2 separate regions of the Mus musculus genome follow, and region 2 is linked to region 1. A link is a loop called in an ENCODE intact Hi-C map of the cell type or tissue named here. Cell type or tissue: left cerebral cortex. All regions are shown on one strand. Links, peaks and the distances in the headings refer to the core of each region. The heading gives the core; the rest is flanking DNA.

The links. A loop is a pair of places that touch in the nucleus more often than their neighbours do. Peaks named below come from ENCODE experiments on the same cell type or tissue, not always from the same donor. Only the 100,000 strongest peaks of a DNase experiment are listed, where the experiment ranks them.
Region 2: it touches region 1 in a loop (8-fold over the local background); 5 of 42 quality-filtered maps call a loop at or near these places.

What each region holds. Positions count from the first base shown.
Region 1 is chr10:81,637,416-81,652,023 of GRCm38, reverse strand. It overlaps Ankrd24 (ankyrin repeat domain 24), which reads right to left. Exons shown (of 20, transcript NM_001374016.1): 7 at 13,885-13,955; 8 at 13,647-13,753; 9 at 13,276-13,463; 10 at 12,680-12,717; 11 at 12,088-12,168; 12 at 11,889-11,996; 13 at 11,212-11,256; 14 at 11,034-11,132; 15 at 9,976-10,048; 16 at 9,605-9,723; 17 at 8,131-9,507; 18 at 5,591-5,719; 19 at 5,166-5,231; 20 at 4,414-4,924. The coding sequence ends at 4,847. It overlaps Gm10778 (predicted gene 10778), which reads right to left and starts at 2,955. Exons shown (of 4, transcript NM_001142963.1): 1 at 2,858-2,955. The coding sequence starts at 2,860. In left cerebral cortex, for the core only: a CTCF peak has its summit at 8,042 (motif pointing left); DNase peaks (open chromatin) are centred at 8,236 and 9,398; H3K4me3 peaks cover 2,099 bases; H3K27ac peaks cover 2,061 bases.
Region 2 is chr10:82,616,323-82,630,930 of GRCm38, reverse strand. 1190007I07Rik (RIKEN cDNA 1190007I07 gene) reads left to right here and starts at 7,703. Exons shown (of 3, transcript NM_001135567.1): 1 at 7,703-7,966; 2 at 8,107-8,223; 3 at 10,714-11,080. The coding sequence starts at 8,116. The coding sequence ends at 10,809. Tdg (thymine DNA glycosylase) reads right to left here and starts at 1,093. Exons shown (of 10, transcript NM_172552.4): 1 at 893-1,093. The coding sequence starts at 915. In left cerebral cortex, for the core only: a CTCF peak has its summit at 7,835; DNase peaks (open chromatin) are centred at 7,621 and 7,987; H3K4me3 peaks cover 1,736 bases; H3K27ac peaks cover 1,276 bases.

The sequences.
Region 1 (14,608 bases), core at 6,972-9,471:
CCTACAATGTGAATGAGTGTATGCTGGCCAAGCCACTCACCTGCCATTTCAGATCCCTGTAGCTCACTGATTCACCCAAGCTTGGACCAACTGTAATCCAGCTATCGCCTAACCAGTTTCCCCTGCAGCATCCACACAGTAAGTAAACTTTCCCTTCCTTCTACTCTGGTCTCAAGGGAGAAACCATGTGCCACACACAAATCCTTTTCCTGTTACTGATATGGACAGGCCACTATGTGAGTCACACAGATATTTTTGTTTGGTTGGTTGGTTGGTTTTTGTTGTTGTTTTTTGGTTTTTGTTTTGTTTTTTGCTTGTTTTTGTTGTTGTTGTTGGTTTTGTTTTTTTGTGTGACAGGGTTGCTCTGTGTAGCCCTGGCTGTCCTGGAACTCACTCTGTAGACCAGGCTGGCCTCAAACTCAGAAATCCGCCTGCCTCTGCCTCCCGAGTGCTGGGATCAAAGGCGTGCGCCATCACGCCCGGCTGCACACAGATATTATTTAGAACTGTGTGGAACTACAAACCATTAACCCAAAAATTGAGGAGGTTTGCTCAGGAAGACAGCAAAGCCCTTGTAGCCACACGGTGGGATGAAGGCAACCTGAGTCAACATGGGAGTCCTTATTGTAAAACAATATATTTCTGAAAGCCTGGAGGTGAAGCTGTTCTGAAAGTAAAGTGCCTTCCCAATGTGAAATCACACCACACACTTAGAGATTAGTAAAGAAAAATGTCTTTATAACAACAAGTTTCCAGCTCTGGCCAACAGAATTGCTAATTTATGTAACCATAAACCGGAGGCTTATGTATTTCACATTTGCTGTCAACCCAGTAAATGCTGCTTACTGCCTGTGGCGATCTGAATACAGGGACTAGGACCTTAGCTTACTAGAATAGATGTGGCCTGGTTGGAGAAAGTGTATCACAGGGGTGGGCTTTGAAGTTCTAAATGCCCACGTGTAGCCAGCCTTTGCTACTTTGTAGGTTCCTTTCTGGCTTCCACCCTTCTCTAACACTAGATAGTAGAGAAAGAAGAACAGAGGGAGACGGCATCATCAGCATGACATTACTGTCCACTGACTGGGGCATCGGATTCTTTGGAGCAAGTTCTTTGGTCTTCAGAAGCAGGATATCTACTTTCTTCTTCTCATTTCTTTGTGCACAACTACTTGACAAACTGTGATCAACTGCAACCAACATTATCCAAGGACCGACCAGCCACACACCTCTTGAGGCCCTAGTATTTTTATCTTCTCTGAAAACTTGCCAGAATTCCAAGTATTACACACTCACAGAAACTATTTCCAGCTGCCAAAATCACACCCCTGCTAAAGCATGAAGCAAATCCTAGCCACCTGCTGTGAAGCACTCCCATATCGCTGCACCTGGAATTAAAATAAAACCATATTCCCATAACATTTCTGTGTATTTTCAAAGAAACCAAAATTACACACCTCACACTAGACTCAAGCCATGCCTAGTGTCTCTGTTCTTGCTACCTGCTGATCTGGACTGAGACCTGTCACAGCATGTCTGCCCATGTGCAACCATACTCCCCACAGTGGCGATGATGGACTAACCCTCTGAGATGGTAAGCAATTGCTCCTTTACAAGAGTTCCTGTGGCCTGTAAGGGACTTGCTTGTGCACTATAGAAGCATCGCCTGCCAATAAAAAAGCTGATTCGAGGGCTGGAGGGATGGTTCAGTGGTTAAGAGTTCAAACCCTGTTCTTCCAGGGGTCCTGAGTTCAAATCCCAGCAACCACATGGTGGCTCACTACCATCTGTAATGGGATCTGATGCCCTCTTCTGGTGTGTCTGAAGACAGCTGCAGTGTACTCATATAAATAAATCTTAAAAAAAAAAGTGGAGGACATCTAATGGGCTCTTCTGTCTTCTATGGGCCCCAAACACCCAAGTGATGAATATATGGAAGCAAAACACAGGCACATGAAGGAAGTTTAGTAAATAAAGAAGACAGATCCCCATATCACTTATACATCACAATTGATAAGTTGGCCAGAAATACACAGAAATGGAACAAATATCTGTAGTCAAATCTATAACTTTATAATTAAAAGAATCAAGGAACTCAATCAAAACAGAGAAATTGCAAGACAAGATTGTAGACAATTAGTCTCAATATTATTTCAGTACAGAATCTGAGCTATAGATTCAACAAACGTCCAGTAAAAGAGTCTAACGATTTCTGCAATGAGCGACAGAAAGCCGATGACAAAAGGTCATCATGAATGAAAACATGAGCACACAAGGCTGAATAAACAGCACAGTGACACCGTCTGACTTCTAAATTACCCTACACCTGCGATAAAGACTGTGCTGTTTGAGACCGACAGATCATGAGAGAACACTTAGGACAAAAACACAATTACTATTCGGTCGATTTGGACAACTTAGGCAGGGAATCACAGTGAGTCTGGCCTTACTAACACACGTGACTGGACCATCGTGGCATCCACACGCGAATGTGTTAATGACACAGGCTTTACACTGTGCAGTTAACTGCGATGGATGCTACACCCGAATGTCAAGTGCCCGGTGCAGAACTTTAGAGGACACAGAGAAACTAGAGCTCTGCCTGTCAGAAAATCTGCTTTTCCTGAGGAGGAAAGCCACGCGTGCGTGACCACTTCCCAAGCACCGACTCCCGCGTCCCATGCTCTGCGCAGGTTCAGCCAGGGGAACGGAGTCAGAGAGAGGTCCCGCTTCCGCCTGGAGGTGCAGAGACCTCGGGAACCAACGCGATCACACCGGACGCCGCCGGTTCCCGCACCCCTGGGCAACCCACACGGGCTCCCGCGGATCCTCCCCGCGTGGGAGCGGCGGCCCCGCTCACCATGGCGCGGATCCCCAGCTCGCCCGCTCTCCTCACAGCTCCTAGTAGCCGGTCACAGCTCAAAGCACGGGACACACTAGAGCTTCCCTCAGACTCGCAGTCAAACCTGAGAATGGCGGACCGGAAGTTCCCGCCTCCACTCAGCTGCCTCGAGACTCTGATTGGCTAATGAGGCCTGAGTGACAGGAGCATCTTCCTTAGGGACAGAGTAGCCCTCAGGGACTCAACACGGTGGTTCCCAACCCTGGGCTCCACCCCAGGCACAGACCATAGAACCTGCACCCTATTGCAAAGTCGTCCCTGCACTTTTCCTGCACACAGTAGGCACTTCTTCGGGTAGTCATAGGGTGTCTAGTACACAGAGATCGTTACTCTATGTGCACTGTGTGGTCCCTCTGCTCACAGCTGAATGACGCCCAACCCATTCAGGTCAAATTTAAGCCACCCAATTGATATTCACCAGGCATCCTCAATTTTATTCAGGCACAATTAAGATTTCTCACATCTCTCTCAGTTGTATACTGTTGGCCAAATATTAACACTTGCCCAGCCTTCTGTGATGGCAATGGCCTTTCATGCCACCTTTTGGGAGGTGGAAGCAGGGCATCAAAAGTTTAAACCAGCTTGGTCTGAGACCAAAAACATCCAAAATTAAGGTCCCAAAGGGGAGGTTCCAGGGTGATAATCTGGGATGGAAAGATGACCAAAAATAAAAAAAAAAAAGGTTGGCATTGGCAGTTGATGGTTTTGAACACCTTTAATCCCAGCACTTAGGAAGCAGAGGCAGAAGGACCTCTGTAACTTTGAATCCAGAGTGAGTTCCAGGATAGCCAGGGCCACACAGAGAAATCCTGTCTCAGAGAAAGAGAGAGAGAGGGGGAGAGAGAGAGAGAGAGAGAGAGAGAGAGAGAGAGAGAGAGAGAAGGAAGGAAGGAAGGAAGGAAGGAAGGAAGGAAGGAAGGAAGGAAGGAAGGAAGGACAAAAGAAAGAGAAAGAGAAAATAAGAAAATTAGTTTGGCGTCATAGGTCTTGTGTAAGCTGAGCAGGCTCCTGCTTGTCAGAACACAGTCCATGCATCCAGTCATTTAAGGAGATTCCCGAATGCTGTGGGAACACTCAGAAACAAGACAAGAGTCTTGCGGCCTCAGTGTGTTCATGCTCCTCCTGGCATTTACTTCAGATTACATGACTTGCTGCTGTTATTCAAAGAAACTGTTTTGCTTCTAGGGAAAACATGTTTCTCTCCTCTCTCTCTCTCTCTCTCCCTCTCCCTCTCCCTCTCCCTCTCTCTCTCTCTGTCTCAGTTTTTCCAAGGTTGGGTTTCGTTGTAGCCCTGCCTGTCCTCATGCAACCTTTCGTAAACCTGAGAGCATACACTGTCTGAGACTTTGAATAAAGATGCCTATTGCATGAGATTTTAGTCTGCCTCGATTATCAACTCCATCATCCCAGACCCCACCACCTCTAGAGTGGTCACAGGGTTCCACTGCTGACCACACTCCCACCCCTTCCTAGGTGTATTTCCACCCGAGAGAGACACAACTCTTGCGACTTGGTTTCTTTAAATATTACATTGCACTTACATTTATTGCCATAGTCGTGTTATGGAACCAGAAGATCAAACTGTGTCCTGAGTCCCCTGCCCCATAGCTGCCCTTACCCAGTGTGTCACACTGGGTATTCCTGCCCCACCCCACCCCCCGCCCTTTTACACACACACATACACACACCAAGCTTGTCCTCCTGAGTGGGGGTTGTGATGTAGGTGGCATATCAGGGTTCCCAATATATCAAATGGGGAGTGCTGGGAATCAGAGGAACAGACTATAGGGAGTGTGGGGTGGTCAGCTGGCCACCATCGATAAGGCCCCAGGCTGGTCTCCCATTGAGTGTTGAATCTTGTTCATCCCCTGGGAGCTGGGGAAGATGGTGTCTGTGGCTTCTGCTTGTAGAGGTGAAGGATGGAGACTGAACAGTTGAGCTGTGTCCTCAGCGACCCTGAGCCTGAAGCCGCTGCATCTGCAGAATCTGGCTCAAAATGCACTGTACATCCTCATCCATCTGTCCCTGGTGAGGTGGGAGATGACAGAGGCAGAGTCACACCCTGATGCTTCTGGTAGATGCTACCCTTTCCCTTGCAAATCTGTCTATTCAAACCCAGGGTATCAATGCCCCCAAGAAATAAGTCAGTGCACAGGGATGTTCCCAGAAACCATGAGGCTGGCTCTGAACAGAAGGAGAAACCGAGGCCCAGGTAGTGTCAGGGGATCAATAAAGCTGGACTGGAGTCAGGAGGCAGAGGACTCACCTGAATGGCATACAGGAGATGGGTGCGGTATAAAGCCACCACAGCGCCATGCTCCCGGGCCTCCTCCTGTGGACACACGGGAGATGGGGATATCAGAGGTACAAGGTCATCCTTGTGTACATTGTGAATTTGAGGTCAGCCTGGTCTACCTGAGACCCTGCCACAAAAGAGAGGTGGAGAAGGAGGAAGGGAACAGGAGGGAAGGGAAGGAGAGAAGGGGGCTTGGAATGGAAAGGGAGGGAAGCCCATCTAGAGGGAGACACGCCCACAGAGTCAAAACCCCATGTCCAGTGGCTGCTAGTGACTGCCTCGGGAAGTGTCTGAGGTCCCCTGCCCAGCCTGTACCCTGCCAGCCACCCCCACCTCTACCCCGATTGCTCTGTCTATGGCTCCCATCACCCCTGCCCCATATACAGAGCCAGTACCTGTATCTGCTGCTGCAGGGCTGTCACCTGGCCGCGCAGAGCCTCCTCCTCCTTGGAGCTGGCTGGGGTGGACTGCTGCACCTTCAGAGCCTCCTTCAGTGTAAAGACTTCTTTGGACAGGTCTGTGATCTGGCAAAAGGGAGGGGACCCTGTGAGTGAACATGCCGAGCCAGGCAGGGACCAGGAACCTCTGGCACCTTTCCTGGGCAGCCTGGCACAGGGTCACTGATTCGAGCCAGGAGCTGAGCTGACTCAGCCTCTGACCACACTGGTGCTTGCCAGAACACAGTCCAGGAATCCCCTCATTTGAGGAGAATTCCGAATGCTGTGAGAACATTCCAAAAAACTCTGTATTTATACAGCCCAGGGCTTAAAATGTTCCTCATATTTTTAAATATCTGGAGAAAAAGAAATCCAAAGAAAGATCTATTTTGTGACCACTGAAGGGATTCCAAATCACATATGACACTTATTAATAAAGTTTTATTGTTACACAGCCATGTCTGTTCACAGCAAACAGGGACCAGACATTATGGAGCCTCCAGGTCAATAAATACAGTTTTTTGTTTTGGTTTGGTTCTTCATAGAAAACACCCTGCATCCCCTTATCTTAAGGCCTGTGTTGGCACACCTTGGAAAAAAAAACAGGGCCTGGGGCTGCCTGGCCAGACCCAGCAACCCATAAAGCCAACTTAGGATTTTTATCTCATTTTATGGGATGCCCAACATTGACCTGTGACTTCCACGCATGCACATGCACACAAGGGGCATACACAAAAAGATACAATTGGGGGCCAATGATACAGCTCAGGGGTAAAGACACGTGCTGCCAAGCCTGTCTCTCTACCTGAGTTTAATCCCTGGGACCCACATGCTTGCACAATATGGATTCAGGCAAGTTGTCCTCTGACCACACATGCATGCTCCAAGTCCAACATAAATAAATATGTGTCATTTTAAACATTTTTAAATATGTAAATGGGTTCAAATCCCAGCTTATGACCCATTTCGTGGCCATGTAACCTTGTCGGAGTGGTATCACCTCTCTGTGCATATTACTTCAAATGGGGATAATTAGAGAACACGTTACAGGCTGGATATCTGTTACCATGGTTACCATTGCATATCAACACCAAAAGTGAATCTGCTGAGACTTTCTTCCTTCTCTGGGACTCAGTTTCACATGTGAGAAATGGGCTAAATTCTCAAGCCCTTGCTGGCTGGGAGGTTCTTCAGTTTTGTGTAATCTCGGGTTAGTGGACACCAACAGTGAGCAAGGAGGGAACCCACCTTCTTGTCCTTCTCCTTGGCTTTGTCCAGGGCCTCCTGGGCACGGCTCTGGGCCTGGCGCGCCCTCTCGGCCTCTGTACGAAGCCCCCGGAGCTGCTGCTCGGCCGTGGCCAGCTGGGCCTCGGCTGCGTGCCTCTCGCTCTTCATAAACAATGCCTCACGCTGCACCTGTGGCCCAAGCCCATGCGTGACTCTCGGGACATTTAGACCCCAAAGTGGCTTGGATCCTTCGGCTCTTCCCACCCTTCCATGCTGAACTGATACCATTCCACCTCAAGGAAGGTTCTGATTCCCACCCGACCCTGGTAACATCCCGGTCCTGCCAAGAGCCACTGGCTACTGGCTGTTTGTCCCTGGACAGCTGGTTAGGCCTCTTTGTGCCCTGGTGGCCTCATTTGTGGTGCAAGCCTGTGACCCAGATACTCGGGAAGCTGAGGCAGGAGGATCAGGAGTTCCAAAGCTACACTGTGACTTCAAGGCCAAAGCAAGAACGAAAACTGTCTCACACACACACACAATCCCTTCTAAGGAAGTTTGTTCGCTTTTTTTGTTTTGTTTTGTTGAGACAGGGCCTCACTGTGAAGCTATGGGCACACAATATAGTTGGCAAAAACAAAATTTTCAACTCAGATGGGACTCAGTGGGTAGAGAGCTGGCCCAACATGCACCTCTGTGTAAACAGGTCCTACTGATGCTACACCTATCATCCCTCTAATTGGGAGGTAGACGCTAAAGGATCAGGCTTTCAAAATCAGCCTCAACCACACAAGTCTCTGCTATAAAAACAAAACAAAACACACACACACACACACACACACACACACACACACACACACACAGACCAGGGGGCTCGGGAATGGCTCAGGGTAAAGGTGCTTGCAGCTAAGCCTAATAGCCTTGGTTGGTGCTCAGGATCCACATGAGAAAGAGAGGACTGTGTCCCACAGGCTGCCATCTGACTTTCCCACCATGCCATGTGTGTGCACCACATAGAAAATAATAAATTAAAACTAAATAGAAATACTATGGGCTGGAGAAATAGCAAAGGGGGTTAGATCACTGCTCTTGCAGAAGACCAGGGTTCAGTTCCCAACACCCACGCGGTGGCTCATGTCTGTAACTCCAACATCCAGTAAATCGGACGCCCTCTTCTGGCCTCCGGAGTACTGCGTATATGTGATAGACATTCACGCAGACGCCCAGGCCCACGCGGAAATCCTCTGAAAGGACAGCCTGGCGCAGGCGCTCACCTGGAAGACCTCTGCGCTAGTCTTCTCGTGCCTGCGCGCCAGGTCCGCCAGCTGCGCCTGCAGCCGGGTCACGTGGTCGCGCAGGGCGCTCAGCGCGTGCTCGTGCTCGTCCGCAGGAACCGAGGCCCCGCGCATGCGCTCCAGCTCCTCGCGAGCGGCGTCCACGGTAGAGCTGAGTTCGGCGACCCGAGCCTCGGAGGCAGCTAGCGCTTGGCGCAACTCGGCGGCCTCTGTGCGTGCGCGCTCGCCGGTAGCCGTGGCCGTGGCCAGCAATTCCCGAAGCGCCTCTAGCTCGCGGCTCCGCCCCCGCGCCGCCTCCTCAGCCTCTGCAAAACGGCCCCGAGCAGCCTCTAACTCGGCCGCAGCCTCCCGCTCCCTTCTGCGTAGCGCCTCCTCCAGACCGCGGATCCGGGTCTCCAGCTCGGCCTGCAGCGCCGCCGCCGCCGCCCCCGGGTGCAGGATCGCAGCGCAAGGGTCCTCCGTGCCGCTGGTCTCGGCTTCCGTAGTCTCTGTCACAGTGGCCTGTGCCCCCGTGGGCTCCATAGCTGTGTCCTGCGCTCCGGTGCAGTCTGCCTCCGTGGCCTGCCAGCAATCGGCCTGCGCTCCTGTGGCCACCTGGGTGGTGTCCTTGACTCCTATAGCTTCTATCGCTGTGGTCTGCACTCCTGTGACCTTCACTCCTATGACCTCCGCCACTGTGGCCTGCACTCCAGTGGTCTTCACTGCCTTAGCCTCTAATCCTGTGGCCTGAATTCCTGTATCCCGCACTCCGATGGCCTCCATGTTTCTAATCACTGTACCTGTGAGCCCTGCCTGTGCCAACACATCCACCTCATCAGCTTTCATTCCTGGATTCTCTTTTCCTCCTGTATCTTCGGCAGCCACTGGCTCACTTTCGGCATTGTCACCTAGAGCTTTCACATTTAGGGCCTCAGCCATAGTAGCACTAGTGTCCATTTCCTTGGCTGCCAGTCTGTCTTTCCCCGTGGCCTCTGAACCTGCAGCCTCGGGTTCTATGGGTGCTGCTTCTGAAACCCCTGCTTCAGTATTCCAGACACCCTTGGAGCCTCCTGCTTGGAGTTCCATTCCATTTGCTTTGGTTTCTGCATATGTGGTGCCGTTGAGGTCTGGGACGCTGGGTCCATTCTGGATAGTGATTCCCTTATCCTTGATTTCCTGGTATGCTGTCTCTTCTCCTTCTTGAGCCCTGGGTGGCTCCCCCTCCTGCTGCTGCTGCTGCGAATGCATGGCCTCTGTGTATTGCCTCCGAAGCTGCTCAAGCTCTGCCCGTAAGGATTCATACAAGACCAGGGGGACGACCTCGGCCTGACTTTCTTCTGCCATCTGCGCCTCATCCTTTTCAAACTCCTCAAGGATCTGGGGGTGGGGAGGCAGGCAGGCTAAGAGGTGGGCTCACCATGTTCCCTGCCCACCCCGAGGTCTGCAGAGATGTCCACTGCCTCAGTTTCCCCACCTGGACCTTTTCCAGCAGCTCCTGGTTCTGCCTGGTGAGCTGAGCCACCTGCTCCTGTAGGGAAGCAACTATTTCCTCTGCTGATGGACTCTGGTTCTTTGGCATCAGTGCATCAGCTCCTGACAAGGTTGAGAACAGCACAGAGTCAGGCTGGGGACACATGCCATGAGGGACAGTCAGGAACTGCTCAGTGGGGAGGTGCATTGCCTCAGGCAGGTGGGGATCATAGTGTCTGTGCCCTTCTGGCATCATGTGCCTCCTCCATGGAAGGCCATGGTCGTGGTTTTGTGTCCACATGGCCATCCACCCCTCAGAATCCCGGGTAGGCAGCAGGGAGGGTGTGTGTGTGTGTGTGGAGGGGCAGATCTCACCTGGGAAGTCAGGCATCTCACCCTCCTCATCCTGCAGGGTAGCTACATCATAGCTTGTGTTTTCTCTCTCATTCTAGGAGTCCAGCACAAAGTAGACCTTCAGACCCTGCTCCTTACTGACAAGAGACTTTAGGTCCTCCCAAACTGACAATGTCCATATATCCACACAACAGCGGGATTGGGGGTCAGCTCCAAACTGGCTGTGTCTGTGTCTGCTGAGCACCCAAATGGCCCTTCCACCTTCTAGTGAGATGCAGGTATGGACCAGGGCCTTCACACATGCTAGGCAAGCACTCATCACTGAGGGATGTTCTGGCCAGAGTCTGGCTCTGGGCTTGAATCCCAGCACATCCCCAAATACATGCTCATCTCTGTGTATGTCTGTGCCATGGTGTGCTTGGAGGGACATTTTATCACACTTATTCTGTGTGTGCCTGCAGGATGTGCACACACGCCACAGTACAAGTCAGCAGTCAGAAGAATTGGTTCTCTCCTTCTGTCATGTGGGGAGTGGACTCAGGTCAGTAGGGTTGGCAGCAACCTCTTTATTGACTGGTCTATATCACCAACTCTAATTGCACACTCTGAGCAGTGTGTGGGTGTCTGTGTCTGTGTGAGGGCTGTGGCCTGTGTGTGACTGGTATATTTATATGTTTGGGGCACGTGTGATTGTGATGTGTGTGTCAGAGGGGCTAGAATCTTTGCATGGGTGCGTGTGTTTGCAGAAGTCTTGATAAGTGTGTGATTTTTATGGAAGTCATGTGTGGCTGGGACATTATGGATGCACCATGGTGCATAGGTGAAGTTCTGGCATGTCAGAGTTGGCCACACTCTACCACACTCCTCACCCATGCTGGGACCCCACCCCTTACCCCTCCCAACACTGGCAGGACACACTTTGATGAAAGCCTCTTTCCACATTCACTCCCTGCTTTTCCTTACATCTCTTTGGCCATTCCAAGCTCCACCCCACCCAGCCTCTTGCCCTGCCCCTAAGGCAACGCCCTAATCCCTAGGGACCTTCCTTCTGTGGCTCTGCACTCCCAAGCCCCACCCACCTCCAGCAGGGACAGACGGCTCTGCAGGCTCTCCACCTCCCGGCCCAGGCTCTCCTTCTCCTCCTGCTTCTCCGCCAGCATCTGTTGCAGCTCCTGCACCTACAGAGGCCTAGGTCAGCACTTGAGGACTTCAGGACACTGGACCCTCCCAAACACTGGCTGTGCCCTCCTCACCTACCTGTCTCTCCAGGCTGTGCACTGAGCTGGCCTCCGCCTCCAGGGGCTGCAGGTAGAAGTGGTTGGGACTGGACAGCCACCTACCACCTAGTGTCTGGTAGCCATGGCTTTTTTCCATGTACACTGAGCACCTACTATGTGCCACTCTGACCGATCCTTCACACTGTCAGACCCCATTCTGTTCTTTCACCCAGGGCGCTTAGGTACATTGCCTGCTGTGTAGCAGATCCTGTGCAGGGCCATTCATTCATTCATGCATGCATGCGTTCACTCATTCCTCACCGTGGGCCACTCCTCATCCAGTATTCATCCACTCTGAGCTCAGCACTTTCACCTGAGCCTGCCCTTATGGGCAAGCCTGCCCTCACGAGCATGCCTTTGAGTGGTAGAGTGCTCTGGTGAAATGAAAGAAGCATACAATTTCAAATATGGTGGCAGGGGAGATGTTGGAGAAAGGGAGCCTTGGGGACAGCTGGAGAGACAGCAATTCTGTACTGCAGACACCATGGGCAAAGGCCCTAGGGCTGAACAGAGCCTGCATTGTTGAAAGGCCAGTGAGGGGGCTGCATGTCAGGAGCAAAGGGACAGTGGGGAAGAAAGGGTGAAGGAAGGATAGGAAGGTAGGTGGTATGATATCCCAGGGAATTGCTCCAGACTGCAGGGCTGCAGCCTCCTAACCTCCTTCCTCCTCCGTTCCTTGTGCTGTTCCAGGCCCCTGATCTTTTGCAGGAGCCGGCCTCTCTCTTGTCTCAGGCGTACAATCTCCTCATAAGCATCCCGATCGTCCTGTCCCCTCCCCATCAGGGGACACCACTTTAGGTAAAGTCTCTAGAGCTAGCAGAATCCCACCTTGCCACAGGCTCCCCCCAACTCTTACAGGAACTGGTGTGCTGGCTGGAGGCTGGGGTGCCTTCCTCTTCTTGGGGGCTCCTTGTTTCTCATGGCTTGACACTGAGTTCTGGTATGGGCAGAGGGGGTGTAGCACATGGGTACAGGGCCAGGATCCACTTCGGGGATACAATGTGACCACCCGCTGCTGTCAGCAGCCTCAGCTCCCCTGCCTCCTCCATACTGTGAAGGACCCCGTGTCTTCCCACTTACTCTAGATCGTACGGTTCGCTGTTGGTACTTTATACTTTCCCTGGCTCTGTCGGCTTCTATGTCATTTTCTATTCTCCATGAAGCCTGAGACACAGCAGACCCAGGGCAGGAATGTGGAAAGTGGCCAGGCCCGCTCTTGCTCTGCCTGAAGCAGCCCTTAGCAACCCCAGTCCTCAGTCACCTGTCCCAGATCCACTGTCCCTAGTGTGCAGGACTGCTGGTGTTCGTGTCACTGCCACTGAGCAGGGACAGATCCTGGATAGGGGCCATGACAGAACTCTGTACATAGAGGTCTGTCTCTTCCTGTAGGTCAGGGGACAGTGAGTGGTGCATAGCACTGGGGACGTTCACGGATTCCGGATTCCTACCTGGGATGAGGCCTCTCCGGAGTCCTCCTCTAGAGAGGCTGGGGAGAGAGGGGAAACAGTCGGGCACACAGTTCCCAGTTCTCAGCACACAGTTCTCAGTTCTCAGAAAGGTCACTGGCCAACCCAAGGTATTCCACAGGCTCTCAAAGCTTCCAAAGCATTAGTGCTTCTTTTGTTCATACTGTGAGTCTCGCTCTGTACCTCAGGCTAACCACAAACTCAGATCTAACTGCTCTGGTCTCCTAGTCAGGCACCACAAAGTCCAGCCTCTGAATAAGGGACAGTAAGGTAGAGAGACCTATGGGTAGAGTCCTGGGTGGGGAGAACCTTTAATCTCTCAGAGACTCAGGGCACTGGAGCTCCAGGTTGGAGTGGGTGGGTGGGGTGCCACCTCTTAGGAAAGGCAGAGTCTCTATACTAAGGATGACCCAGAAAATCACAGTGGATCCTCAGACCACTGAGGCTTCTTGAAACTGCCCTGAGTTAAGAAGCATGAAAATGTTCATGACAGCAGACTGGAGTACCTCGAAACTATCAGTAACATATAAGGAGATGGCCAGAAACTGCCTAGGAGAGCAAGGGTAGGGCTTGCATACCACTGGGAGGTGAAGAGCGCCGTGCAGACTCGTGTAGAAGCTGCAAGATGAGTTTGTCTCCAGTCAGGGCTCCGTAGTGAGTGGCATCCTGGCCCAGTGCATCAGTGATGCTCAACTGGGCTCCACCCTGCAGGAGTACTTCAACAGTCTCAGGGCTGCCCCCCTCACATGCCAGCATCAAGGCTGTCCTGTGGGATAAAGGAGCTGCTGAGGGGACAGAGGCTTGTCCCCAACACCATACAACTGTCTTTGTACCCAGGCCAGGAAGAGAAGGGAGGAAGAGGTGACTAGGTCACCAGCTTAAAGAGGTCAAGATATTTGCCCCAAATCATGCAGCATATGATGGAAAGGTCTAGAGGGGAAGTGCTCACCTGCCTTGCAGGTCCTGGTCATTTGTGGCAGCCCCCTGCTGTAGGAGGAGGCGGCACAGATCTGTGTGACACATCTGAGCCGCTATGATGAGGGGTGTGGCACCCGACTGGTAGAGAGGATGAAATGGCATGAGTCTCACCCGTGCTTTGCAGATGATGCCTGGGGTGTTGCCCATGGTGAGCATCTATCATAAGGATAACACTGTACCTCCCACCCAATGAGACCCCAGCAGCTCACCCGGTCCCGGGGGTTCATGTGTGCCTTAAAGGAACAGAGCAGCTTTGAGCAGGACAGACAACCACCAGCCGCTGGGACAGACAAGAAAAAAGAAGAGTAGGTGGGAGAGACAGCTGCCTGCCAAGAACACTATAATTTTATTGCTGAGACAGTGTCTTAGTCTGTAACCTAGGCTGGCCTAGAACTCACTATACATTATAGCAGTTAACATTTGTCATCCCAGCAGCTGGAAGGCCCAGGATGGAAGATGGCTGCAAGTTAGGGGCCAGCCTGGGCTACAGATTGAGACCATACCTCAACTAAAACCTCAGAGCTGGAATGATGGCTCAACAGAGCACTGGCTACTCCCACAGAGGACTCAGTTTCAATTCCCAACACCCACATGGCAGCTCATGTATGTAAAAGTTCCAGGGATCTGACACCCCTTTTTGGCCTCTGATGGTACCAGGCACTTATATGGAACACAGCCATGCATGCAACCAAACCACACTCATACACATTTTTAAAATATTTTTTCACAAAAATGTAAAATCAAATAAAAACAACTTATTAAAAAATGGGTCTCAAAGATGGCTCAGTTGGTAAAAGTGCTTGCTGCCAAGTGACCTGAGTTCAACATCCAGGAGCCAGCCGGTGGAGAGACAAACAACTCCTAAAAGTCACCTTCTGACTGTCACACAAGCACCATGACAAGGATGTCCCTAACCTCACAATAAATGAATAA
Region 2 (14,608 bases), core at 6,759-9,258, 980 kb before region 1:
GTTAATGATTCACTATTGCATCCATTCAGCATGTATTTATGTAGACTCCAGTTCAACCTATCAGTTCTACAAACCCCTCTGAAAGTTGGGCCGGCATATTTCCCACTTTCACCAGCAGGTCCCTGGCACCCTGTAGTTGGTAAAGGCTTTAAGATAGGTCTACCTGTCCTGTGAGTAGAGGCCCTTCTGCAGTGTCCCTTGGATCTTTGAGTGGTAAACCAGACTTTCATTTCAACTCCCATGGACTGCCATCAGCCCCCGTCAATCTGCTCAAAGATGTACCATAATACAGCCGTCGAGTGGGAAGGCGGGCTGAAGACAGAATCTCTTGCCTAAGTTCAATGTCCATTTGCCACTTAGAGGCAAGCTAATTCTTCGCCAGGCAGGGCTAATACCTAAATCTCCATTCCTTTTACCTGCGAAGACCTTGCCATTTTGTTTTTCTTAGCTTTCTGCGAAGAGTCTAAATCCCCAAACCTATACTTTGTCAGGCCCGCCCTGACATCCCCATTACCACTAAGGGACAATTTTAAAGACCATCCCAGAATGAAAGACATCTACAGATTGACTTCTTAGCGTGTTATACACACTCCACAGCAATAGTATCTATCCCGCGAGGATGAGAAGGACCCCGCAGCAACCGCGGCCACAGGGTACCCGCTTCGCCTTTACAGTCCACGGTGACGGAGGGTGAAGAACCGCGCGGGCGGAGGCTGCGGCCGGGCACACACCACCTTTTAAAGCTCGCGGGTACGGGAGGCAGAGGACGTGCGCGGACCTGGGAGGGGGGGGGGACGTGTGGGGAGCGGGGAGGTCCCCACTGCGCACGCGCAAGCCGGCCTTTGTGCGGGCCGCGGCCCTGACCGACCCCAGCCGCGAGCGCCCGCGTTACCTGCGCGCGGCCTCTGCGTCCATGGCGGCGCCGCCGAGGGTACGGCCACTCCTGCCGAGCCCACGGGCGCCCGCTCTGCCGCTCAGCGCGCGGACTCACCACAGGATCGGGGCGGCCGGTGGATGGACGGCGCTGGCCTCGGCCCCTCCCACGCTGCTACATCACCGCGGCGAGTCCCCAGCGCACTTCCGTCCCCCTCCGAGGAGGCCGGCGGCCTCGCCATCACGTGATGCTGGCCAGGCCAATGGCGTGTCCTTTTCGGGGCGCCCCGACCGCCGCTTAGCCTTTCGGGAAACGTGGATCTCGGCGAGGATGGGGAGCGCCCGGCTGACGTCAGCTTTTGTGGGCTCTAAGTTTCCTTGAAGGTGTGGGTTAAGGGTGATGGCCTTTAGGATGTATTATGCGTGGTGGCAAATTCATGTCTTTTCACCTCAAATTTTGTGCGGATTAAAAGCTACCTGACTTGGGGCTCACAGAGCCTGAGCTACCAACCAGGGAGCTTTCAGGAGCTGGACCTAGACCCCTCTACACGTTTGTAGCAAATGTGAAGCTTGGTGTCCGTGTGAGTCCCCTACAAGTGGAACAGGGGCTGTCTAGGTCTCTGTTCCTTGCCAGTGGACCCAGCGCGGACTGGGGGAAGAGGACTGCGTGTTTCCTCAGTGGGAAAGGATGTGCCTACACTTGCTGAGATTAGATGTACCAGAGTCTTACCCAAGTGGGGCTTCCTCTTCTCTGAGAAGAGAAGGGGGCAGGATTTGTAAGCGTGGGACTGGGTGGGGGTGGGGCTGTGAACGGGACGTAAAGTTAATTAAATTAAAATGAAAACAACCACCCCCTCCCCCGCAACTATGTGTCTTGGCTGGGCGACCCAGCATTTGCATAGACAGTGGCAGGCAGAACTAAGTTCGAGGCTGGCCTGGTTTATAGAGCGAGTTTCAGGACAGGCAATACTACACAGAGAAACTCCGTCGTGAAAAACTAAAATGATAATTATAATAATGATAAATAAATATTGTGCCTTACACAAAACAACATTCTTTCTTTTCAATTGTCTTTCTTGTCAATTCCTGTGATGAGGAGTAGGGCTGATTGGAACTGGAAAACCTAAGATTGGAAGCCACCAATGTTTGGGCCTCAGTTTACTAATCTGTAAGGGGAAGCTCTTGGTAGATTACAAAGATTTCCATAAACAGTTGTCTACGTTGGAGATGGACAAACACTCGCCTAGATGCTAGATGCATCTCTGCTTTAGAACCTTAGACAGCAATCTCACCTCGATTTCTCGGAGGTTCTTTTGGTTTTTGAGATAATTACAAAACTGTGTACCCCTGACTTGGCTTAGAGCTTTGCAGCTGTAGTCCAGGCTGGCCTCAACCTGAGGCAAGTCTCCTGTTCACTCTCTTGCATACTGACTGGGATTACAGGGCATGTATCACCATACTTGACTTTCGGAGGTTCTAAGAGTTTGTTTGTTTTTTTTTTTTAGATTTATTTATTTATTTATTTATTTATGTGAGTACACTGTAGCTGTCTTCAGACACTCCAGAAGAGAGCAGTCAGATCTCATTACAGATGGTTGTGAGCCACTATGTGGTTGCTGGGATTTGAACTCAGGACCTTTGAAAGAGCAGTCAGTGTTCTTAACCGCTGAGCCATCTCTCCAGCCCCAAGAGTTTTCATTTAATTTCTTTTCAATGTCTGCTGTGGGTGTTTGGCCAGAGAGTTGTCTAACGGCGTCTAGCCCTCTCCGTGAATCCCAGAGTGATGACACCTAGGCTTTGAGGTAGCCTCTTGTCAGCGATTGTTATCTGAGATTTGAGGGGGTTGTTCCTTCAAAGGGTTTTACAGTATCAGTCCTTAGACGTACCTGGCAGACCAGGTAGTCTCCTGTGTCTGAGAATCTTGGGCAATGGCTCCTTCATAACCCCTAGATCATAGAAGAGGTTTGGGTATGCAGAAGTTAACTTGCTAAAAGTGCCTTTTATGTAACAATAAACAACACTTCTAGGGGGCTGGTGAGATGGCTCAGCAGTGTTTGGGAGTCCTGTGGAAAAGTGAGGGATAGAAGTGAGCAAGGACACCACAAGAAGACCTACAGAGTCAACTAACCTGGGCCCATGGGGGCTCACAGAGACTGAACCACCCACCAAAGAGCGTGCAGGGCTTGACCTACGCTTCCTACACATTTGTAGCAGATTGAAGCCTGGTCTTTATGTGAGCCCCCACCTGTTCTTGGATCCCCTTCCTCTAGCTGGACTGCCTGGTTGGGCTCAGTGAGAGAGGCTATGATTAGTCCTTCTATGACTTGATGTCCCAAGATGGGGTGGTAGCACTCACTTTGGGTATCACCTAAGTGAATGTTGTCAAGTGACTGTACTATGAGGAGAAGGGAGGGAGTAATGGGAGGGACTTGTGAGGGGAGGTTGACTGGGATGTAAAGCAAATAAATAAATAAATAATGGGGGCACTTCCAGGAAACTTGCCACCATTCAGTCCTTGAGAGGCTGATCACTCATCCCACCATGTCTCTCTTCCATTGTCCCGAGGAATCCAGAACACTGACATCTTCGAGTGTTAGGCTTCCCTGTTTCTTTAGGTTACGTGGCAGAAAATGGTGAGAAGCCCGACTGAATTAGATTGCCTGGTTTGTTTCACAAGAGGCGTTGGTTAAATTACAATGATCTCTCCCTTCTGTGATGTGAGCTCAGAGATGGCCAGGGCTTTGTGCTCCATATGTATATATTTTTAATCCTAGGATATTTTAAAGGGAAGCATATCGGCAGCTGGAGTGATGGCTCAGCTGTTAAGAACACCAGCTACTCTTCCAGAGGACCTGGCTTCGATTCCCATATGGTGACTCACAACTAACTGTCTCTAACTCCAGTCCTGAGGGGTATGACATCCTTGTCTTATTTCCTGGGGCACTAGACCTGAAAGCAGGGGCACAATAACCTGCAAGCAAAGCCACATAGATGCATAAAGTAAAATACATATAAAACAGTGAAAACTCTACTTAGAAAAGAAACAACTTTGGGGTTGGAGAAATGGCTCAGCTTGTAAGAGTAGGTGGGACTCTTGCAGAGGACTAGAAGGACGTTGAGTTGAGACAGCATTCACTTAGGCAGCTCACAGCCATCACTAGCTCCAAACTAATGGATTCCATGGGCACCTGTGCTCACACACATGGACCCACACATCCCCATATGTATGTAATTCAAAACTTTTATTTTCCAAAAGGGCTGGGCTATGGTGGCACACACTTTTAGTCACACTGATAAGTTTTTTTCTCCACTGGTGAACTGAGCCAATTCAAACCAGATTAAAATGCATATAACTTCTGGTTTATTGGGAAGCTGCTCTCCTGGTAAGTTTACTGCTCCCAAGGAAGGAGGCAGGGGAAGTCGCCATGGGGAAGGAGAGAGGAGGGGGGAAGAGAAAGAGAGAAAGTGTGTTCGCATGAGAGAAGGAAAAGGAGGAGGAAGAAGAAGAAGAAGAGAAGAAACCAAAATGTCTGGGTTATGTAGCAAAGAGCCTCTGTGGGAAGGGCCGCCCAGCCCCTGGGCTGGAAAGTTCAGGGCAGGGATTCGAGATAGGGCCTGAGGGATGCAGGAGGTCCCGGAGGCCAGGTCTGCTCTGGTATGTAAGATATGCACCTCAGCTGTTTGTTCCTAGGGTCTGAGGCCAGCCTGGACCACATAGACTGAGGTGGTTTGAATAAGCATGATCCCTATAGAGACGGACCATGTATTTGAATGTTTGGCTCATAAGGAGTGGCACTATTAGGAAGTATGACCTTGGTGGAGTAGTAGGTGTGGCCTTGTTGGAGAAAGCGTATTACTGTGGGGTAGGCTTTGAGGTCTTCCATGCTCAAGCTATGCTCAGTGTGGTATAACAGGCTCTTGGTGCCTGTGGATCAAGGTGTAGAACTCTCAGCTTCTTCTCTGGCAGCATGCAAGAAGAAGAAGCTACCTCCCGACTCTGATGAACCTCTGAAACTAGGCCATTCCCAGTTAAATGTTTTCCCTTATAAGAAAACATTTAGTGTCTCTTCAGAACAATACAAACCCTAACTAAGATAGAGAGACCTTGTCTCATAAAAGGGTGGGGAGGGGTAATAAATTTGGAATTTATTTAAATTTTTAAGTGTCTCGTTATACTACTAAGGAAAAGATAAAGCATAGATTGGAAAGAGACATTTGCAGTGTATCTGATAAAAGGCTTGTATCCAAAATAAAGAACAGTTTACAGTTTAAAAAAAAAAACCAAACAGGTCGATTGAGCTGGAGAGTGTGTTTAACACACATGCTTTTCTTGCAAAGGACTGGAGTTCAGTTCCCAGCATCCACATGGTGGTTCACACCACCTGTAACTCCAGTTCCAGAGTGTTCAACACCCTCTTCCGACCTCTGAGTGCACAGGCATGCACATGGTACATACATGTAGGCAAAACATTCAAATGCATGACATTAAAGAGATCTTAAAAAATGGGCAAGAGATTTGAACAGATACTCCACCAAAGGATACAAGTATACAGAAGTCTATGAGCCAGAGCAGTGGATGGTGGTATATTCTTATAAGCCCAGCAGTTGAGAGGATGAGGCAGGAGGATCACTGCAAGCTCAAGTCCAGTTTGAACTATTATGATGCATTTTAATTTGTATTTTGTATGTATGTGTCTGTTTGGGTGTACATGTACCTGTGTAGATAAGTGTGGAAGTCAGAGGCTGACATTAAATAACTTCTCAGTTACTCTGCATCTTATTCTTATTTACTTACTGTCTTAGGGTTTCTATAGCTGTGAAGAGACACTGTGACCGAAGCAACTCTTATAAGAAAACATTGGGGCTGGCTTATAGTTTCAGAGGTTTAGTCTGTCATCATGGCAGAAAGCACTGGGACACACAGGAGTTATGCATGGTGCTGGAGAGGTAGCTCAGAGTTCTATGTCTGATTGGCAGGCAGCAGGAAGGGAGTGAGACACAGCCTGGCTGGAACATCTAAGACCTCAAAGCCCAGTGAGACACCTCCTCCAGTAAGGCCACATATACTCCAATAGGCCACACCTTCTAATCATGCCACTCTCCATGGGTCAAGCATTCAAACCCTTGAGTCTGTGGGGGCCATGCCTATTCAAACCACCACCACAGTCTCTTTATGTACTCCTGGCTGTTCAGGAATTTTATTATATGTAGACCAGACTGTCGTCCAACTTACTGAGATCTCCCTGCCTCTGCTACCCTAGAACTGGAATTAAAGGTGTGTGCCACCATGCTCAGCCTTTTTGAATTTTTTTTTTTAATTTTGAATTACATGCATGAGGGGATGTGTGGGTCCAGGCATGTGAGCACAGGTGCTCATGGGATCCAGAAGTTTGGAGCTAGAAATGGCTGTGAGTTTCCTGAGTGTTGCCAGTGTCCTTCTAGTCCTCTGCAAAAGCCCTACCCACTCTTAAAAGTTGAGCCATTTCTCATACCTATTTAAACCACCATGTTTAATTTACATGTTTAGTTCTGAGACAGGTACCTGGAAGTCGCCAATTGGGCTAAGCTCTAGTGAAGCAGAGACAAGCCGATCTCTTGGGTTCACTGGGCAGCTAACCTATCCTATTTTGGGAGCTCCAGGTCAATGAGACACCCAGTTTGGAAGAGGAATAAAAGGAAAAAGAGAGGAAAGGACAGTGCCTGAGATTCAATGCTCCTGAAGTTGTCCTTTGACCTCTAAATCGCATATGTGCCCACACATGAACAGTCACAGAAAACTTGGGCATAATGTTGATTGCCTTAGTTGTGGGTATAGTCTTCCAGATGTATACTTTCTGTGAGATTATTATATGTCAAACTTAATACCATTTAGTTAAAACTAATTTTTTTTATTATCATGAAGTTAAAAAAAAGCATGTGTGTGTGCCTGTGTGTGTGTAAGAAAAGAATTTACAGAGCTATCTCTGCTTCCATCATGTGGGGCTGGGGGAGCAAAATTGTGTAGTCAGGTTTAATGACAAATGCCCTCCACCCCCAATCCTGAGCAATTTTGTGCCCAGAGTTAAAAAAAAAAGTTATCACGATTCCTGTTACACAATGCTACCTTAATGCTTCAAAATTCTTGCAGTTTACTTAACAAAAATGAACCCACAATCAAAGCATGAACCCACAATCAAAAACACTCTCAGATTAAGTAAGGTGATTGGAGGTCTCTTTTCCAGTAAAACCATGACCCAAAGGTACTGTACCTGGGTGTGGCTCTGTGTAAAGTTTCAAAGAACCGCAGGAACCAGGAGAATAAAGCTTTGAGCTGCTCTCTCTAGAGCAGTGGTTCTCAACCTTCCTAATGCTTCCACCCTGCAACACCCTCAGGATTTTTTATTTAATACCCTTAGGCTGTGGTGAGCCTCAACAATACAATTTACTTTGTTGCTATTTTATAACAGTGATTTTGCTGTGACTTGTAAATATCTGATATACAGGAGATGTGATAGACGACTCCCAGAAAGCGGTCAGTGAGTCCTTCCAAAGGTGTCCGATTTGCAGGTTAAGAAGAGGAGCTGTAGTGTGACCTGCCCTTTGCCCTTGCAAGTGCTGTGCTGCGAAACCCCGCCTCTTCCTAACCACGTGGGACACGTGCAGTTTCCTTTGTGCGAAAGATCAAAGGATGCTGTAAACATCACAGTTGCCAGGAATGGCAAACGCAGGATTGGGACAGTGACCAACCAGGAGCTAGGATTCCAGGCTGGCTAAGGGGTGGAAACGGTCAATTCCCCCCCCCCCCCCCCGCCCAATTCCAGCCCCAAGTCCGTCAGAAACAATCGAGTGCGCCTGCGCGAGTATTGCCTCCGCTTTCCGCTCCGTCGCTGCGTCGGACCCTGTACTTTGGTTCCTGCCCGCTGGAGGTCCGTCCTGGTTCTAAAGCGACCCTGTGACCTGTCTCCCTGCGCGCGTGCACTCCGCGGTACAGTCTCGTGCGCGCATAGTCGTGGGAAGGAACGAGGGGCTCCAGCGTCTCCCTGAGTGGCTGAGGGAGCGAGGAACCGCCGAGCCCTCCTTCCCCTGCTCGGCGGGCGCAGGCTGCAGCTAGCAGGTGCCCCGCTCGCTGGTCGCGGGGGAGGAAGTTGCGGGGGCACCCGAGGTGGTGTTGCGACTCAGCCACCCAGGGTCAGCGGTCAGGCCATCTGAAGGCTACCCAGCCCTCTAACGCTGTGCCCTTTCCGTCCCCGCCAGCTCTCCACCATGCCCGGGGGCGTACCCTGGTCCGCCTACTTGAAAATGCTTTCCTCCAGCCTCCTGGCCATGTGCGCCGGGGCCCAGGTGGTGCATTGGTACTATCGGCCTGACCTGGTGAGTGCTGTAGGGCGCGTGCCCATCCTCGGGGTGAGACCCTCGCGTTCAGTCCACTTTGCTCAGTCCCTCTTGACTTTTAGATTGTCCCCAGTGTTTGGATACCTAGCTCGCTCTTAACACTCAAGAGTGTGTCTAATAGTTGTGGTGAGCCAGCCTGGTCTACAGAGCGAGTTCCAGGGCATCCGGGGCTACACAGAGAAACTGTATCGCGGGAGTGGGATATCTATATCTATATCTAAATCTATATCTATCTATATGCTTATAGATAGATATATGCATATCTTAGTGAAACAGAAAGTGTCACGAACTTTCAATGGAAATGCAGTTTTGTGTCTCGTTTCTGCAGGAGTAGTTGCCTGCCGCACTTTACCGAGGAAATAATGCCTAGAATTTGATCCTGTGAGGTTGACTTGATTCATCTCATTACTATTGGAGATGTGCAAGGGTTGTTACCAGCAGCTACCTGTAGTTGGGGAGAAAGCAAAACAAAACCAGTCTCTAAAATGAGCGGTACTAAGGGTCCTAGGCCACCTCAGACTGGTTAGTAGAGAATCTTTACTGATAGGCGTAGAGGCCAAGGTGGCTGGCTGCTATAGGATGCTGAATGCTTTCCTATTATTTAAGGGATTTATGTCCATTACCTACCTTGTCTTTTGCAATTATTCCAGCCACCACTGTTATAACTGAAAGGTTTGGGGAGAGAGCAGAGGAAAGGAGACCGTGGTGGCTGCCCAAAGTTGGCACTCAGTGCTGCCTTAGGGAGAACAGCTAAGATGCTTTGTTTTAGGTGTCCAGCATAACTCACTCATTAGGACAGCAAAAGAGACAACTGTATTCTCATAGTTCTTTAGGCTGAACCCCAGGTCTCATCCTAATTCATCTCTTATTGTGTGCCTCAGCAAATGCCACTGGGTAAATATGGACAATACATCCACATCTGTCCACATCGATCACCACACTGCCTACCCTAGCCAAGCCACCGTCAGTTTCTCTCTTCAGTTAAGACAGTAGCTTCCTGCCCATCTTCTGCCCTCCACTCCTGCTTTCCCTGAAACGTCTCAACAGAGCTTCCATCGCTCTTTTTTATCCTGGAGTCAGGCCATGTCGTTCTCCTCAAAACTCACCAGTATCTTCCTGCTTCCAAAGCAAAAGCCACGGACTCTTTATGTCCCTCCCACTGTCCACCAACTAAGCTTTCTAACCTGCTGAACACTGTGTCAGCTGTACCGATGACTTCCTTGAACTGAAGACATAGTCTTTGGTTTGGTCCTCTGCCCTTGTGATCCTATTAGCCTGAAACAAGACTGTTTCCACATCCTCCTCCCTCCTCCCCTCCTTCCCTCCTCCCCTTCCTCCTCCTCCTCCTCCTCCTCTTCCTCCTCCATGTTCTGAAGTGACCCTCTGAGCCAAAAGCCTGTGTAGAGGTGCTCATTTTCTAACAACCAGAGAAATGCAATCTGCAGTCAGAACCACTACTCTGCTGGCCATAATGAAACAGCAGTTGTCAAGGACAGGGAGAAATTGGAACCTTCATACGCTACCCTTGGGAATAGAATATCACACGGCTGTTTTTATATGTAACTAGTCTGCTAGTTCCTCAAACAGCATATATGTTCCTGCAATTCCCAGTTTAGTTTTCTCCCCAACAAACACTAAGACATCTGTCATACTTACTTGTTTGATTCTGTACATGTTCATAGGTGGGAACAATTCAGATACCTGAATACCTATGGAAAACATGTACATCTTTATAAGGGAATAGCATTCAGTGATCCTACATGAATGAACTTTGCAAACACTACATGAAAATATTGAGCAATAAAAGACCACATGATATATGGTGGGCAAATATATATGGACAGAGTTGGCTTGTGGGGACCACTTGGGAATGGAATAGGAGTTTCTTTTGAAGCAGTAAAAAGATTCTACAATTTTATTGTGATAGACTCACAGTTCCAATTCTACTGTACTGAAAACCATTGTTTTTGTACCTTTGTGGTGCTGGGAATCAAACTCTGTCATATACATTCTGCACCCATTTCCCTCTGTCTTTCTGAAAGGTAGAATTGTGTGTTGCTCATGTATGACTTTATGCACATCACATGCTGGCTGCTTCCAGTCTTTTGGGTACATTAACTACCAATAGTTATTTCCTAGGCCTGGTGCATGGCAGAGAGTTAGCAAATATTGTGGGAATGGATTTTCAAATGTTGAATTCTCATTTGAAATCACAGTTGTGAGTCAGTTGGATTTATCCCTGTGCATCCTCTAGGACTTGAGATTTGCCAGGACGATCTATTCAAGACAGCAAGAAATTCAGATCAATCAGGAGTCTTCATAAAAATGGCCTGGTACTGAGTAGCATGCACGAGGCTTTTGTTTTTTCTAAAGCTTTTTAGATCATATTGAAGTGTTGTTTCAGAATGTGATGGTATCTGTTTTTTGGCTTTTGTTGTTGTTGTTGTTGTTGTTGTTGTTTTTTTGTAGACAATACCTGAAATTCCACCAAAGCCTGGAGAACTCAAAACGGAGCTTTTGGGACTGAAAGAGAGACGCCACGAACCTCATGTTTCACAGCAGTAGAAACTTCAAAATAACAGCTGTGCCAAGAATTCTGTGAATAATGTTTCAAATATGTATTTTAAAATTTATTAAGTAAAACTACTTTTTAAAACACCGAATTTAGGGGGCTCAATGGCTCAGAGGTTAAGAGCACTGTCTGCTCTTCCAGAGGTCCTGTGTTCAATTCGCAGCAACCACTTGGTGGTTCATAACCATCTATGAGTTGTACCCTGTTCTGGCCCGCAGGCAGAATGCTGTATACATAATAAATCTTAATATTTTTTTAAAGATAGTCTTACTATACATTCTTGGCTCACCTAGAATTTGCTGTGTAGATCAGGCTGGTCTCCAGTTCACAGGATCTGTAGGTGTCTTAGTCAGGGTTTCTATTCCTGCACAAACATCATGATCAAGAAGCAAGTTGGGGAGGAAAGGGTTTATTCAGCTTACACTTCCACATTGCTGTTCATCACCAAAGGAAGTCAGGACTGGAACTCAAGCAGGGCAGGAAGCAGGAGCTGATGCAGAGGCCATGGAGGGATGTTACTTACTGGCTTGCTTCCCCTGGCTTGCTCAGCCTGCTCTCTTATAGAACCAAGACTACCAGCCCAGAGATGGTACCACCCACACTGACCCTCCCCACCTTGATCACTAATTGAGAAAATTCCTTACAACTGGATCTCATGGAGGCATTTCCTCAACTGAAACTCCTTTCTCTATGATAACTCCAGCTTGTGTCAAGTTGACACACAAAACCAACCAGTACAATAGGTCTCTACAAAAAGGTCTTGCTGTGTGTGTAGCACATGCTGACCTCAAACTAAGAGTCTTTTTTTTTCCATTTTTTATGAGGTATTTAGCTCATTTACATTTCCAATGCTATACCAAAAGTCCCCCATACCCACCCACCCCCACTCCCCTACCCACCCACCCCCCCTTTTTGGCCCTGGCGTTCCCCTGTACTGGGGCATACAAAGTTTACGTGTCCAATGGGCCTCTCTTTCCAGTGATGGCCGATTAGGCCATCTTTTGTTACATATGCAGCTAGAGTCAAGAGATCCGGGGTACTGGTTAGTTCATAATGTTGTTCCACCTATAGGGTTGCAGATCCCTTTAGCTCCTTGGGTTCTTTCTCTATCTCCTCCATTGGGAGCCCTGTGATCCATCCATTAGCTGACTGTGAGCATCCACTTCTGTGTTTGCTAGGCCCCGGCGTAGTCTCACAAGAGATAGCTACATCTGGGTCCTTTCAATAAAATCTTGCTAGGGTACTAAGAGTCTTTTTGCTTCCACTTCCCAAACAGTGAGATTACAGGTATAAAGGACCATGCCTGGTCCAGTGTCTCTTAAGAACTGCCTAAGAGCATCTCTAGCGTTTGACTAGGTAGGTGCTTATTTTCAATATCACACGAGACCATTTGCAGTGGCTCCTTCAATTATGATTCTTCTCTGAATAAACTTGATTATAATGGCAATTTTTGTGCCCAGAGTTTAAAAAGAGATGTTATCATGATTCCTGTTATACAATGCTACATTAAGGCTTCTAAGGTTCAAATCCAGAGTGGACAGAGATTTTTGAGGCCTCTCCACGAGTGCTGTCCAGAATCAAGTTCGGGGGGGGGGGGGGGAGTTCAGTGTGGGAGACGTGCAGGACCTTGGATGGAGTCTGGGGTCTACAGAATGAAATGTGTCTTCATTAGGGCCAGAAGACACATGAGGAGTGGCCCAGTAGATACAGAAGACACAGTGTCATGATGTGGAGTCCAAGGCCAAGAGATGCTACTGAGAAATCCAATGCTTGTATGAGTGAAGCTGGATATGAACAGTGTGGATGGACGTGGTCCCTTTCACTTCAAGCTGCAGTGTTGTCACCAGCTGCTGCAGAAGCCCATGTCCCAGTAGACTATCCTCTGACAAGAATATTATGCCTTTTAAGATCATATGACGATTTCTCTGTCTCCATATAGGAGACCAGGCCATACAAGGTGCTACTGTCACTGAGGAGACAGTAATGAGAGGAGGACTGTGACAGTGGGAGGTGTCATGCAAAAGTGATGTGAGGCTCAGATGTATCTAGAAGCTTTATGGTGCAACCACTTCTCCCCTCTTCAGACCTTCATTCTATGCTGGAGTCTTCCTAGTAACAGTCCTGTCACCAAACGACAGCAACTTCTCCCTGACTCTCCCTCATCCTTGCTGCTCAGTCTTGAACTAAAGAGCCTAGAGGAGGGCCTCTACAGATCAGTCAGTGGGTGTCCCCTGACCACTGCCACTGCATTTTCTAGGGATTGTGTTCTAAGTGTGGGGTGTCTGAGAGAGCTGGACTCCCAGCTCTTGGGATGCAGCCTGTTCCTCATTTCCTGGACTGTGCCTGCTCCAGTCTTCCTCTTGCATCATGGAAGCCATTCTTCCCTTCACAGGCCTGACTTAATTCTTACCCACAAGGAGGAAGGGTGAAGATTGGCTCTGATATGTGACCCCAGCTTCTAGACTGTCTATGTGAAGTGGTATTATCTGACCTTTTCTCAGATGCCATTCTATAGTCATAGTGATGTGCAAGGCTCTAGCTAGGTGCTAGATCCCAGGATCATTAGTGTCATGGACAACTTGTGCCCAAGGAGCTAACACACTGACACAGTCCAGGACATCCAGGAAGACGAAGTTGGTGAGGTAAGTCCACTTGAAAACAGGTAAAAAGGCAGTAATGAAACTGGTAGTTCCCATCCTAGAACAAGTTGTTGGCAAACACTGTCCCTAAGTAGACAGTTCTGCTGGGCTAAGTGTGGAGAGAAAGAAGACCTGACACAGAGGACTATGGGAACAACTATGTGACTGGCAGCCATCATGAATGACTGGACCTGATGAGTATCTGTGATAGAGAGATTTCTATAGACACCCTCAAGGAAATTTATTGTAATTCATCTCTTGGTGAAATGGTGTTTTCCACTCAGATCATAGGTCCTAGGGGTGTTAGGTGTCTCAACATACCAAAGGCCTGAACTCTACACTCCCCTTGTGCTGGTGATGGGAAAGTCAGAGGCCATCCTGATGGCTGGACAATGTAGGAATACCAGAAACAAGAGGCCATGTTCCTGCATGGAGATCCACTCTTTTTCACATATGCATGTTGAGTTTCTAATCAAGTAGGGTGCGCAGATTAAAACTGTCACCAGAAGGAATTCTGGACCTTGGTTGTCCCTCAGCACTTTAGTTTGCATTCTCTCTCATGAAGACGCTCCTCTTACTATTCAGGATTTTTCATAACTATGAAAATAAGACACTGAGATACAGGTAGGAGGGGCTACCTATATTGTCTGTGCTCTGACCTCCTGTCACTATTTTCTCTTTAGATGTCTCCAGCTACTATGATTCTGTCCTTCAGAAAAGTCAAAGTTCATGAGACTTTCCTGATAGACATAACACAGGCTAGAGCCAAAATTCTGATGCTGTGCACCAAAGTCCTTTCCTGTTTGGGGCTGCTGAGTGTAGTTTGAACTGCGAGTCTGGACCTGCTCTCTCAGTGAAGGCACAACCTCTTGAACTCTGATTTTGAACTGTAGTTGTGGCTAATGCTGCTCACGATCCAAAAACCTAATTCAGCATTGAAAATATAAGCTTCCAACCTCTAACCTGGAACATTCTGTCTCAGAAAGGACAGTGTGTACACTTGAATGGAAAGACCAGGTGAGGAAGATGGGGAGGTCCCATGTGGCTTTCTCACTGTGTGCTTGATCTCATCACACTTCTCAAACTTCCTTCAATCCCAGCCCAAAATTAGTAGTTCTAGGATGAATAGAGCCCTGAAGTGCTGACAGGGTTG